Linked DNA regions of Homo sapiens: all the other regions are linked to region 1. Evidence: chromatin loops called from intact Hi-C (ENCODE). Cell type or tissue: heart right ventricle. All regions are shown on one strand.

The links. Hi-C counts contacts between places; a loop is a spot of excess contacts. Peaks named below come from ENCODE experiments on the same cell type or tissue, not always from the same donor. Only the 100,000 strongest peaks of a DNase experiment are listed, where the experiment ranks them.
Region 2: a loop joins it to region 1, with 5 times the contacts of the local background. A loop is called at or near these places in 72 of 110 quality-filtered maps.
Region 3: a loop joins it to region 1, with 9 times the contacts of the local background. A loop is called at or near these places in 53 of 110 quality-filtered maps.

What each region holds. Positions count from the first base shown.
Region 1 is chr7:38,105,345-38,110,344 of GRCh38, reverse strand. No RefSeq gene overlaps it. Among named protein-coding and RNA genes, the nearest start is that of STARD3NL, 70 kb to the left of the region's middle. In heart right ventricle, CTCF peaks have their summits at 2,731 (motif pointing left) and 4,271 (motif pointing left); DNase peaks (open chromatin) are centred at 2,704 and 4,202.
Region 2 is chr7:37,899,303-37,904,302 of GRCh38, reverse strand. NME8 (NME/NM23 family member 8) reads right to left here. Exons shown (of 18, transcript NM_016616.5): 18 at 3,906-4,059. Among named protein-coding and RNA genes, the nearest start is that of SFRP4, 15 kb to the left of the region's middle. In heart right ventricle, a CTCF peak has its summit at 2,860 (motif pointing left); no DNase peak of the experiment used is centred here; H3K27ac peaks cover 572 bases.
Region 3 is chr7:38,316,520-38,321,519 of GRCh38, reverse strand. It overlaps TRG and TRGV9. Among named protein-coding and RNA genes, the nearest start is that of TRG-AS1, 22 kb to the left of the region's middle. RefSeq lists a silencer at 2,415-2,594. In heart right ventricle, a CTCF peak has its summit at 2,502; no DNase peak of the experiment used is centred here; H3K27ac peaks cover 554 bases.

The sequences.
Region 1 (5,000 bases):
GAACTGATCGAAAAGCTGGTGACAGACTTCTAGAACCCTTGTCCTCTCGTGCTAATTTATACTACACACACTAAATTTCTTTTAGTTTTTCTAACTCCAAAATTTTAGCCTTGCTCAATTTATTATTTCCAGTTGCCCTTGGACATTTTCAGTTACAGAAATGGATTTAGTCCCAGTGAGCTCCAGGTATGGAACAGATTATGTTAATGAGCTCCAGGTATGGAACAGAAGTTCCATGAGCTCGAGATTATGTAAATTCTGTTCCATACAGAATTCTGTTCCATACAGAATTTACATAATCTGTTCCATACCTGGAGCTCATTGGAACTAAATCTGAATACATCTCTGCTCACCTCAATCCTACTCCAAAGATAACTTGATAAAATTGTTTCCATTCCAAAGAAGGAAGGACATTTAATTAAAGAGGCTTTAAATTGTACATTTCTCTGGTTCTCAGTATAGTCAGGTATTTTTTTTTTTTTTTTTTTGTAGAACCCCGTGGGAAATTCTTTCACTGAGACAGAGCTGTTGGGCACAGTGAGCACTGAGGCAGACATGTTATTTCTGAAGGAAAATCCTCTCCTCAGATCTTTCAGAAAGGGAGAGAGAGCTTTAATGTTTGTCTTGTGGTTCTGTTTTGCTTTACTGCACTTCGTAATAAACACTCTGGTTGAAAGACCAAGTTCTGATGAAGTGGCACAAAACTGCATGTCATCCCATAGCCTTAGAAAACAAGGTCTCTGTGTTTTTATTTGTTTTTATTTTAAGCATACCATAATGTGGGATCCCATAACAATCTTTGAGAATTGAACTATAACAACACACAACTGATGTTTGGATTGCCTATAAACCACAATAGAATAGCCACGATGCCAGCAACTTTCCTTCCTTTACTTCAGCCAAGCATTTTAAAAGCTGTATCCTGGAATTGTAATGTAGAGTGGCATTGATTTCTGGGGTACAAATGGTTTTAGAAGAAAATGACTGATTAGTTCTAATGCAGCATAAGGTGCCTTAGACAGAGATTTTAGCTATTTTTACACCGAGTAACTAACCGCACAATTGAGGCCAAATCATCTGGAGCCCTCCATTTAACAGATGGGAAGGTTGATATTGAAGGCAATGAGCTTCCTTACCTGTAAATGAAGAAAACTCAAAAGCTTGAATGTGATGATCTATTAGACCTTTCTATAATTCTAAACTTTTTCTTTTTGCTTTGGGAGGGGTTCCATGACTGATATAAAAAAATGATTGCTGAATACCCTCCATTTTAGAAATAAATGACTTCTCAGGAAATCTTTTTTTAATTAATAGGAAAATTAATAAATTAATAATAGGTACTAACAAAAAATTATTTGCTTGACTAATTACCTCTAGAACTGATTGGGAAGAAAGGATGTGCAAGTCTACTTCCCGGAAGATCTTGGAGACTAGGATACAGGCACATCTCATGACCATGCGAGAGAGTAGTCAGATTCCTAATGGTAACCATGAAGCAAGGCTCAGGAGTTAGGCAGTATGTACTTATCACTTGTTGCCATTGATATTCACTAAGACACCTTTCCCTCTCCTGCAGAGGGCCAGAGCTGCTGTGGTGGTTTCAGAAAAATAAGAACCAAGCCTTGAGAATGGGCTGCTTACAGGCTGGTGGGAAGTCAGCTGGGAAGCACCAGAAGATGATGCATAGTTTATTTCCACTCTGACTTTGGATTAGTTGTGAACAGCTCTCTCTGATTAGTTGAGAATTTACTATATGTCCATATTAATGTATGTCCAGAACAAATTGGACAATTCGTCAAGAGCTTGGTCATTTCATGATCCTGAAATCCATGTTCAGTTAGCATTTTTTTCATGTATATTCTTCATCTCAAATCTCCACTTACAGATACAGAAATATTTCCCTGAGAAAGAACATTGCTATAGAGTGAAATTATATGAGAAACATCTTTTACTGAATTGGAAACTTTATTTAACTATCATTTCTTGTTCACTTGCACACACCCCTAGCTCTATAACAAACGATAAGGACACCAATTATTTTTTAAGAAGGAATTTGTAGATTATTCTCTTGGGATTCAGCTGCTGAGGATGCTTCACCCAGTTCACAGCCAAGTCTATGAAACCAAAATACACAGCTTTAATCCATCCAAGGTGATTGACTCCATGCAGAGTAATTCTCTAGGTAGTAGAGAACTTTCAGGCATTAATATTATAGCCTGTGTTTGCAACAAGGTCAGGTGTTGCCATAAAGGAACGTTAATTACTCTTTCTTGGATGAAAAAAATGGATGGCTGTTGAGGCAGAGGGATGGAGAGGAAGTTCTTTCACTGTGGGGGATGATTAAAGAAGGTGGGAGGGACGAGAGGTAATCCTGGGCAATTGCATGGCTAAGACTGAAAATCCCTCCAAATTCAGCTGCCCCGGGGGATCTTATAAAAATGGCTTTATATGTAAACTTGAATCATGTCTTAATTATAAGACTGAAGTTGTGGGTGGACCAAGCCTACAATGGCACAAAAGTATCATAGTCGAAAGTGCTACCAAGGAGACATTTCTTATCCCTGTGGAGAAACTACCACAGACAAGAGATGGATGACAGTGGTGCTTGTGGGTCATTAAAGCATTCCTCTGTTGTATTCACCAACCACAGCATGGCCTGGTACTCAGCAACAATACTGTACAGCAGGGACCATACCTGGGTGGCTATGTTCCCTGTGTTTCAACAGCGACACCGTGTGGCAGCAATTATAAAGAAGAGTGGCTTTCATCACTGACAGAGCAGGTGTTCTGCTTCTCTTTCAGGATGAAATTTAAGCATCCCTGGGATATTTGAAGTTATCCTAGGAAAGATAATCCTAGGGAGAGAAGGGAACAAATGACTGTAATCCAAATAGGCCATGCCACTATCTGAAAGGGACCCTTTTCTTCCCTCCTCTTCAAAAAGAAGATAAAGAAATATCTATTTTCTTCCATCAGGAATTATCTCTTCACTCAACAGAGAAAACCAGGATTCATCAATCTGAGGGCACAGAAAGAACCAGTATGAATGGCAAAGCAATTCTACAACTCCAAACTCCAACGCCAACCCTATTCCTCAAATAATCTCTTTGCAATAAGGGCCTTGGAGTCAAAGCTAAAAGCTTAAGCTTTGCCTCAGATCTACCTGGGATTAAGCCCAGGTATGCCACTTTCTATCTATGACTTTGGAAAAGTTATTCAACTTTGGGCCTCACTTTTTCTATCTGTGGGATGAGAAGGAAACACTACACCTCATAGAGAGATTTTGAGAACCTAATGCATTGATCCACATATATATATATATTTTTAAACTCTTGTCTCCTAGGCTGGAGTGCAGTGGTGTGATCTCAGCTCACTGCAACCTCTGCCTCCCAGGTTCAAGTGATTCTCCTGCCTCAGCCTCCAGAGTAGCTGGGATTACAGACGTGCGCCACAATGCCTGGTTAAGTTTTGTATTTTTAGTCAAGATGGGGTTTGGCCGTGTTGGCAAGGCTGGTCTCAAACTCCTGACCTCAAGTGATTCACCTGCCTTGGCCTCCCAAAGTGCTGGGATTACAGGCATGAGCCACTGCACCTGGCCCTGACCCGTATAGAGTTTTTAAACCAGTGCTGGATCCAGTAAACTGACATTTGCTGGATGCATTTGTACTTTTATCTTTTAATAGTGTCTGGCTGTTTACTTTGCTCTTGGGTCCTCCCTTATTTTCCTTAATTCAAGATTTTTGTATCATTCTGTAACCAGGTCTTGATTCTTGTATGATTTATTCTGTTTTAACTTTACATCTGCATTTCTGAAAGGCACTCCAATGTGAAATTATATTTTTGTTAGTGTTTTAGAATAAATGGTCATTGCTCAAAAGTTCTGGTGAAACTATAATGCAAGGGTCACCAAGTTGAATACCTGCAGGGGCCAAGCAGGGATATAATCAATTAAAGCACATAAGAAGCGAAGAAGCAGCAGGGCCTGATATGAAGAGTGCATTTTCCCTCTGTGGGAGCAGCCTTGTCCCATCAAGTGATTGTTGGCAGGTGGAGAAAGACCTAGTATTGCCAAGTCTTCTATTTGTCAAGAAAAGCAAGAAAGACAATTTTATAGGGTAAAATTCTCTAATCTTAAATATTGACCAGTCATCCAAATGTTTGAAAACACAATGGGCCAATCAAAGCATATTTGTGAGCCACGTCCAGGCCCTGCCAATTTGCAGCCTCTGCATCACTTTCCCAGGGAGATACAACTTTGGGTGAATGCCACCTAGTGGTAAGAATTGTAATTAAGAGACAAATAAGAAACAAATGCTTTACAATGTATGATTCCAATGCGAAGTATGAAATGGTGACGGTTGTCTTTTAATCTTTTCTTAAGTAATTAGCCATGAATGCCAGTGGAGTCCATTAGCGTTAACATCTTTAATCACAAACAGTGGTGCCATACTGTATTTCACTCTCATGACCCAAGTGGCTACAGAAGGGCTGTCCGGTAGTGCATCCATAAGATCTCTTATATTCCAGTCTACGGTTTCTGGGGCTTCTGGTTTTTTGTTTGTTTGTTTGTTTTTGTTTTTGTTTTGTTTTTTTTTGTTTTGAGACTGAGTCTGTCTCTGTCACCCAGGCTGGAGTGCAGTGGTGCGATCTCGGCTCACTGCAACCTCTGCCTCCCAGGTTCAAGTTGATTCTCTGCCTCAGCCTCCCGAGTAGCTGGGATTACAGGCTCACGCCACCATGCCCGGCTAATTTTTGTATTTTTGGTAGAGACGAGATTTAACCATGTTGGTCAGGCTGGTCTTGAACTTCTGACCTTGTGATACTCCCATCTTGGCCTCCCAAAGTCTTGGGATTACAGGCGGGAGCCACCGCACCCGGCTGGGATTCTGTTTTTTAAAACTCTGGATCGTCTGCTATTGGGAACTACTCTCCCAAAGCTATGTTCTAATTTTTACCTTGTCTAGAACTGATGTAAAGTGGGGATGAGGGAAACGGAAAGA
Region 2 (5,000 bases), 210 kb after region 1:
AACAGTAGGTTTATATTGGACAGTTGCATAGCTTGGATGTATCAGAGTTTATTTTACCAATAATTTGTGAAAATGGACTTTTGAATGTGGTTCCCAAGTCATGTCAGTGTAGGATAGGTGTTTGTGACACAAATAACTTTCCTTCATTATTGAATACTAAAGACCATAAAAAATGTTGCCATAAGAGAGTGCAAAGCATAGGCTGGGCGCAGTGGCTCACACCTGTAATCCCAGCACTTTGGGAGGCTGAGGCGGGTGGATCACAAGGTCAGATCGAGACCATCCTGGCTAACATGGTGAAACCCCGTCTCTACCAAAAATACAAAAGATTAGGCGTGGTGGCGGGCGCCTGTAGTCCCACCTACTTGGGAGGCTGAGGCAGGAGAATCTCTTGAGCCAGGGAGGTGGAGATTGCAGTGAGCCAAGATCACGCTATTGTACTCCAGCCTAGGTGACAGAGCGAGACTCAGTCTCAAAAAAAAAAAAAAAAGAGTGTAAGCCATAAAGGTTTTCTATATTTTGTCTAATGAACATGTGTTACTTTTATAACTATCAGATACTACAAAAATATTATCAGACAGGTATATATATAGAATGTAGTTTGATTTAAAGACATTTAGACATGCTAATTTGAAAACTATTCCCTTGATCATATGTGTTTTCATCTGGGTCCTCAGAGAAGCAAATGCCAAAACAGAATTAAATGTGCAAAACGCCTGTGAGAGAGAATGGGGAGGGATCTGGGTAGGGCTGGGAGAGCTGTCAGAGCACAATGGATGTCCACCCTGAGTGAAGGAGAGAGGGAAGAGAGAAGAAAGGTTGGGTAGAAGCATTCCAGACTGCTGTAAAGTCTAAGGAAAGTTTGGCAAGGTTACTTGGGAGTCTTGAGCCAGTCATCTGTCAAAGGAGTCCCTCTTCTCCCAGGGATAGCTCTAAGTATCCTGTTGTGCTCAGTCACTGACTGGGAGCAACCCATAGGTAGTGTGGTCTTGCTGCAAAGGTGACAGTGAATTTCAGGGTGCAGAGCTAGAACCCTTGTCAATATGGCCCCTGCAATTGGAGGTTGTGATTCACATTCTCATACTCATCACACTATGACAATCATAAAAATATTAAAGTTTGACCACCATACTTTTCCAGCACAAACTATAAAGTAGTGTCAAGCAACAGAATGTCTCTGTCAATTTCTGTAACTGGCAGCCATACACTATTTAATCCCTAAGCCTTCGACTTTTGTCTTCATGCTTTTTCATGTCTTTTTCTTTTCGAATTTATTAAAGAAAGAATATGTTGATCACCACTACAGAACTTACAGTATTTATTTGCTTTGCTACCTGAGAGAAATTTCTGTCTACTGGAATGTAAGAAAATATTTGTAAAGAGGTAATTAATGTCAAGAACAAAGCCATGGTGTGTAATTTTGCCTTTACAGCCTAAGTCTAATATATTTAGTTGTGATATTTGTATGAGAAAAATTTTATAACTAAAACATGCAGCTGCAGTATCTCAATGAGAACAACTTTCTAATGGCCAGTATGGCTCACTTAAATGACATATTATGAAAAGGGAAAACAATTAAATTGTTTATTAACAATTATATTCAGCTAACAGGGAGGGCATATAATCAGAGGACTATTCCTAAATCTCATAACATTATAAGAACTTGAATAATATAACAAGGTGCAAAGAACTGAAGTTAAGCAAAAAAAATGGTATTATGAATAAAATTTCGCCATGGTACCAAAATAAATCTAAAATAATGTTGTTGATTCAAACTGATGGACTTTTAAAATTCACTAACATTTTAAGAATAATTATAATCATTTAAAATATTCATTATGTCATTGAAATAGTTCAGCAGCTGAAAATTAGGCAGACAATTGCTGAGTCAACTTTCTCCCTTTTTGGAATGCATAAAATGTTTGGCTTTGGAGGTCATCCAAAGTAGCTTCCAATGGTTGAGCAGGTTCAGACACAGTTCAGATAGGCATCAGTGTCAGGAATCCCTTTCAGTGTCCAGAAGGGGCACTAAGACAGTCCAGCTAGAGGGCCACAAATAGAGGACAGCATATTTTACGAAATCTGTCCATCTTCCACAGGGCATCCAAAGAAGGTACTGGAGAGCATTAGGCTCAAATCAAGAATGCTTTGGGTGTCCTGTCATGGAACTGGGCTGGATGGACTGGGTGTAGCCATCAGAGAGACTCTGGCTTTAGGGTCAAGGTGCATGACTGAGCCAGTACTAGAGAATGGGGACTGTTCTGTCTGGGGGAATTCATGTAGACACTGACCTCATCCCAGCGAAGTCATCCTCATGTATTTGGCTGATGGGATAGAGGCAGTTTCTGCACAGGTGTCCCATTGCCTACTTACTGAGCCTGTCCCTGAATTCAGACCCACATCCCCACCCTCCTGGGTATCTCATCAGCTGACAGTTCTCAGCCTCAAGCTCCAACTTTTCCTGCTGATTTTTCAGGCCTTACTTGTCTCAGCCACAGTGGTCCAGGCCATGCTTTTACTACCTAAAGTCCAGCCGAAATTCAAGACCAGCCCATTTAGCAGAAGCCCTGGTGACTTTCTAGCCTTTTAAAATCTTTCTCCCCCAGAGGCAAGAAGATATTTCCAAGTACTGCTAACCCCAGTCCTTACATGCCTACCTCTTGCTGCTGTGTTCCACCCACTAAATACAATCCCCTCGAGACCAAGACGAACTCAACTTAAAGCTTAATTGGATAGATCTCTTTAGACATTGATTATTAGATTTCTAGCTACTTCAATTAGAAAGAAATGGCCTTTCTCTATGTCTTGTGTATGAAATCTTTGCACAACTTTAGTCACATATACACACAACTGAGTGTAGCTTGCCATCTGCTGGTGAAATACGATATCACTTTTAAGAGAGTTTTTTTTTTTTTTTCTTGTTCCCCCCTCCCCAATGCATTCGAAGGTCTGGATCATTCTTGAGGCAATAGCAGTGTGCCACTCAGCACAATCATATTATGAATATCCAGATACTATCAGGCCATGGAAAGCATCAGATAATACTATTCAACCTGCGGGAGCAGGGAAGGTGAAAGAAGCGAGGAAAGTGAAGGTATTGACTGTACTTATTTCTCTGCACAATCTAAAGGAAGCCGATAATCGATTTACCTTATTTTTTACTGCATTCTGGAGAAAGATTGAGAAATATCCTTACTGATAACTCCTATGTACATAATTAGATTTTGTATAATTTAACACTGTTCACAGGCATGCTTCTCAAACATTATGTTGGAATATGAAAGTATTGCAGTGAGTAATCTGTTACTAATGTGGAAGGATCAAAGCTTGTGAGCGTCTTACTTTTATTAATATTAGAGTTAAGAAATTAAATTGAAAAGTTAATCATTCAGCAACCTTATTCTCAATCATGTGCAATCTAATATTTCTCCTGAGTGAAAAAGAGGGTGTCACGGCTAACATGCTGGGAACCACACATTACTCTGGCTATGGGCTTAAGGGCATACCACTGCAGAAAATGTCATTCAGGGTACATCATGAGAGAGGAAAAGAAACAAAAACAAAATCGGCTTATTACCTTCTTGCATTATCTTACCATGAGGGAGTTAGGTACACTGCGTGGACTGTTGGACAGTACTATAGTTTGCAAACTATATAAATCTACATGTCATCCTTTTCCTCATTTTCTGCAAGAAAATTTAGAGTCAAAACTTTGACCAATTTTCAATATACATTAGGCAGTATGCATTTGTATTTAACTCCACTCCTGGCTTTATTTGATCTCTCCTACTCTCTTCTTCCCCACATTCCGTGTTCCTCCCTCAATTATCTTGTTGTAGATTGTGTGCATTTATATACCTTAAATCTTTTCCGGAAGATCAGTTAAAAATAAACATTAAGATTTGTTTGGGGAATACATTTTTATTGTTATTATGCATAGCCATTCATTTTTGTATCTTGAGTTTTCCTCCAAAGCATGTTTTTCTTATTATTCCTCCCAGGAAGCTGTGCCAAATGGTTGTATATTGACGTGAACATATGTATTATCTTCTCAAAGTTCTAGGAAAAGAAAGAATGCACTTAATAAAATAAATGACAGTGCTATACACTAATCTTTCAGCATTTATCAGTTTCCATATTGAAGTTTTGCACACAAATCACAGAGCTGGGAGATGGGCCTTAACCTTTACCTATAGACAGCCTGACTGAGCAAGTAAGCAGTCATCAAACATTTACAGAGCAATGAGTTAATGAACAAACATTTGTGACAGGGTTAAAAATATTAACTTGTGAGTAAGATTTCTACCCAACCCGTTCAAGGATTCAGAATTGCTGGTTAAACCAAAGGTTAGGAAGACAATAGGAAGAGGGTGAGAAAAATACCAGGACAGATTGTGCAGCTCCTTCTGAACACGATGGACAGGCTGGAGTGTAAAGGCGAGGGTTGTGGGGTGGCCTGGGGGAGCAGCTGGGGGTTCAGCAGGACTCTCAGGTCAGAGATGCCCAAGAAAGAGTTTAGGGAGTTTGTTGGTATTGTTACATTTTGTTTGAAACAAAATTTCCTTTATTTACTAACTGTTTAAGAACTTTATTAAAGGCCTACTTTTTTCTTCAACTTTATTTTAAGTTCAGGAGTATGTGTACAGGATGTGCAGGTTTGTTTCATAGGTAAATGTGTGCCATGGTAGTTTGCTGCACAGATCATCCCATCACCTAGGTATTAAGACCAGCATCCATTAGCTATTCTTCCTGATGCTCTCCCTCCCCCAGCCCCCACCGACAGGCTCTAGTGTGTGTTGTTCCCCCCATGTGTCCATGTGTTCTCATCATTCAGCTCCCACTTATAAGTGAGAACATGCGGTGTTTGGTTTTCTGTTCCTTCATTAGTTTGCTGAGGATAGTGGCTTCCAACTCTATGTCCCTGCAAAGGACACGATCTCATTCCCTTTTATGGCTGCATAGTATTCCATGCCATATATGTACCACATTTTCTTTATCCA
Region 3 (5,000 bases), 210 kb before region 1:
CCACTTCTCCTTCAACAGCACCCCAGTGTGGAACACGTGTGTATCCCAAGCTTCTCTAGACTTTTGTTCTCCTATCTGACAAATGAGGGGGTTTAGCCAAATGTCTGCTAAGTTATATGACTATGATTTTTGTATTAAAGCAAAGCCATACACATAAGATCACTATGCCCACTACCTTCATATAAAGCAGTCTTTTTTAACATAGAATAAATGAAAGAAAAAAAAAGAAAGCCTGTGTTACTGATCCTCCAGCACCAAACAGGAAACCCCTCTGCTGCTCTATGTGCAGAAAAAAAAGAAATTCTTTGAAGTCTAAGCTGAATTTAAATGCCTTTTCAAGAGAATGCTTAATACACTGTTGATGAGAATGTAAATTAGTACAACTTCTCTAGAAAACAGTATGGAAATTTCTCAAAGAACTAAAAATAGAACTACCATTCAATCCAGCAATCCCATAACTGGATATCCACCCAAAGAAAAATAAATCATTATATTAGACTGCATTCATATATTTATCACAGCACTGTTCATAATAGCAAAAATATGGAATCAACCTAAATGTCCATTAGTGGATGGCTGGATAAAGAAAATGTGGTATATATACACAGTGGAGTACTATTCATCCATAATAAATGTGGTATATACACACAATGGAATACTGCTTATCCATACAAAAGAATGAAGTCCTGTTTTTTGCAGAAACATGGAGGAAGCTGGAGGCCATTATCTAAAGTGAAACAACTCAGAAATAGAAAGACAAATACTGGATGTTCTCACTTATAAGTGGGAGCTAAATAATGTGTACAAGTGGACATAGGGTGTGGAACCAGACATTGGAGGCTTGTAAGGGTGGTGGGGGGCAGAAGGAATACAGATGGAAATTAAGTAATTTCACATCACAATGAGTATTATCCAGGTGTGGGGTATACTAAAAGCCAAGACTTTACCACTGTGCATTATATGTGTGTAACAAAATTGCACTTGTACTCCTTAAATTTATACAAATAAAAAACAAAAGGAGAATCACTTGGACCCAGGAGGCAGGGGTTGTGGTGAGCCGAGATCGTGCCATTGCACTCCAGTCTGAGCAACAAGAAATAAAAAAAAAAAACGCTACGCCTTGCTTCTGAAACAGCCCAGCGTCTCTAACCTCTACTGAAGGCTCAGTTCACGGCTAAGGCCTTCCAACTTGTGTGAGAAGGACAGAGGCCATACAGGAGGAAACTTTCATTCTGTTTTGGAGTTGTTCCTTCATTTCATTTTTCTAATTGTGCTGATAAAACCAAATGGGCACAGAGAGGAGATGCCTCCTCTTCTGCCTGCCCCCTCTCTCAGTGCTTTACTCCAAACAAGAGTAAATTTGGTGAAATGGTGACTATCAGGGTGTGGCCAAATGGAGGCGCAAGCTCCCCAGTCACCTCCTTATGGAACAACATCTTTCATTTCCTCAAGAGGAGACTCTGCCACTGCAGTGAACCTTCACCACCACAAACCTCCACCTTCACTCCTCACCAACACCTGCTGTACTCTTCATGAATGCTGTGAGCTTGAGCGAGTTCTTAAATTTCCTAGCCATCAGTTTCCTCATCTCCAAAATAAAGAAAACAGCAATGTCCAAAATCAATCTCCCTCTGAATTATACTACCTGGTTTCAGCCTCAACCTCCAGGGTGATAGACCAGCTTAGAGACCAAGATTTTATCTTTCCTAAGTGATCTCACCTTCAGAGGCATCATCACCAGACTTTTCAAGTTTTGTTTCTTAGAAATGGTCCCAAGTTCTTTCCCTCTCATCGTCTCTTGCTTTAGGGAGCCTCCCAGCTAGTCTGTCTTAGCAAGACAAGGGCATAGCTGGTGCATTGCTGCTGGTGAGCAGGGGCAAGTTCACAGAAGGCAGCATGGGAGAGTATAACAGAAATCACCATCAGTTTCCAAGGGCTTGCTCTGTGTCAGGCATTGCCCTAAACAGTCTACCTGGGCAAACATTTATTCTTTGCAACATCCAGTAAGGTAGGCTGTGATTTTATTCTCCTTTGGTAGATAAGAAAACAGAGGCAGAGAGAACTACTCAAAGAGCTCAGGCTTTGCAGCCCGATAGAATTAATCTTAAATCTGTCACCAACAAGCTGTTAAACCTTGACCCATTACCTGACCTGCTTTGAGTAGGGCTTTGTGAAGATTATACTAAATTTATGGTATTAAACATCATAATGGCTACAAACTGCTTGACACATTAAGGCATTCACTAAGTGTCCATTGCTTGGTAACTCTTTAAAAACTGTATTTTAAATGGTGATGTTTTGTTAACATCAGAACGACAAAAAAATACTACAATGGCCATCCATTCCCTCACTCCACCCTTTCATCTATTCAACAAACACCTGGGAATAGAGAGATAAACAGCACATGATCTTACTCCCCTGGGAACTCTTAACTGTCGTTTAGAATGAGAGAGAAATGGGTAAACAGGCCAAGACTTGGGTAGGAGGTGCTAGGAGAGAGGAAGGCACTAGGTGGCGTGAAGAGAAAGCAATTTGAAGCATCTCCATCCTGGACTTACTGGGTGAGGTAAGCTTCCTGGGGAAGACTGCCTGGGGCTGAGCCCAGAAGGATAAACAGGAATTAGCCAGGGAATGTGGAGTAGAATGCAGTCCAAACACAAAAAAATTCAAGTCAATCCATAGAAGTGGGTCGTGGAATTCCAGGCAGAAAGTGACTAAATGAAGATGGAAGGACAGGGAGGGGGTGGCCACATCACAGAGAACCTCTTATCCTAAGAACTCTGGACTTCATCTTCAGAGGCAAGGTAGAGAGAGCAAGGACTTTAGAGCAGGAAAAGGACCAGGTCAGTCTAGTGGCCATGGGGAAGGTGGGTGGGAGGGGCCGAGATGGGATGTATGGAGGTGCGTGAGGTGGAGGCAGTGGTGAGCCAGGAAATGTTTAGGACGTAGAATCCTCAGGAATTAGAGTGCGGTGAATTAGAGGGGAGAATTGAGGCTGATGCTCAAGCTCCTGGCTTGGGCAATGTGGGTAGTTATGTCATACAGGGAACTCGGAAGAAGATATGGTTTGGGGGAAGGGAATGAGTTCACTCTGGCTATGAGCAGACTTTGTTTGAGATCCCATGTCAGACGTACTTGAAAATGTCCAAGAGTTAGCTGGATATGGGTACAGACAGCTTTCGATTTAACTGAGGTCCGACTTAAGATTTTTTTTTACTTTATGATGGTGCAAAAGTGACACGCATTTGGTAGAAAACATAATTTGACCTTTGCTGTTTCCCCAGGACAGTGATATAAGGTTATGATACTCTCTTGCGATGCTGGGCAGTGGCAGTGAGCTGCAGCTCCCAGTGGGTAAATTAAGCATGGAAATCTGGAACACAGCAGCTTTTAAGGGATGCACTGGGGAGAGCAGTTTGTAAAAATACCTTGGGACGGATTAAATGTCTTGGCTTAGAGAAAGAACAACAGACAATAGGAAACTGTCATTGAGGAGAAGCCGGGATTCAGGAGATGTACATTATTCAGGTAGCTGAGGGAGGGGACAGGAACCTGAATCTTCAACAGAAGCAAACAAACTGGGATGGAGGGCCCAGCCTCATGAAGGTGACCAGAAGGACCCGGTGCTGCAGGCTGTGTGGGTAGCTGAGCAGAGCTAAGCGGCTTGACGGACCAACATCTCTCCAGCTGGTTGAAGACAAGCTCTCAGAAGACAATGCTGCATGTCACAGCCCCAGCAACCAACAACACCAGCCTGACAACTTGCTGGGGTGGCCGCCTTGTGGTCTGAGGTGGCCGTCTAAACTATGTGGTCTGATCTCAGGCTGCAGACCTTGCAGGACTGTCTTCACACAGACTGGAAGTGCTAACAGGTGGTGAGGACACCGCTTTACAACGATGCAGGGGGCCCCATGTCACCCTCACCCATGGGAAGTTTGACTTGGTGGACTCAGCCAAGCCACAGAGGTCTAACGCTTCTCTGCGGTGATTTCAGGCTGCCCTGGCAGAAAGCACAGTGCCTGCAGACATGCTGTCACTGCTCCACACATCAACGCTGGCAGTCCTTGGGGCTCGTAAGTAGTTTTGCTCCCCCAATCACTTTGGACTGATATTCTCTATTGTTATATATTTTTATAAATTCCAAATTCTTGGTTTATTTACTCCCTCCCATTTTTTTCCCCAGTGTGTGTATATGGTGCAGGTCACCTAGAGCAACCTCAAATTTCCAGTACTAAAACGCTGTCAAAAACAGCCCGCCTGGAATGTGTGGTGTCTGGAATAACAATTTCTGCAACATCTGTATATTGGTATCGAGAGAGACCTGGTGAAGTCATACAGTTCCTGGTGTCCATTTCATATGACGGCACTGTCAGAAAGGAATCCGGCATTCCGTCAGGCAAATTTGAGGTGGATAGGATACCTGAAACGTCTACATCCACTCTCACCATTCACAATGTAGAGAAACAGGACATAGCTACCTACTACTGTGCCTTGTGGGAGGTGCACAGCAGCAGACAGTTTGAGCCATCCCATTCAATAAATGTTTATTGAGTCTTTGTTTATAATTACGAATTGGGAAGCCACAGTTACCACCAGTGTGCTTGTAAACAGTTTTTAAGATAAACATTCATGTGGTGACTCTACTTGGAGTTGCCAAATTCCACATATTTTCTCAAAGCAGAAGCTTTGCATAAGTCTATACAAGTGACCAGCCTCCTCTTTTTCAGGGTTGTACTCTCTCACCAACAGCTTTTCTAGGTCACCCATGCTTATTTTTCTGGTTCAACCTCTCCTACTCATTATATATTTTTTTTCTGGTATAATATATACACATTTTTAGTGTGATTCTTTTGTACTAGTCAATATGCATTACATAAGTTTTCTCTGACCTTCCTATTTCTCTCGATTAAAAAATGGATATGACATTAAATGGTATTCATTTTTCTGGAGGTTAACATGTAACAAACGCAGCATGATCTAACCACGAGCAGGGCAGACTG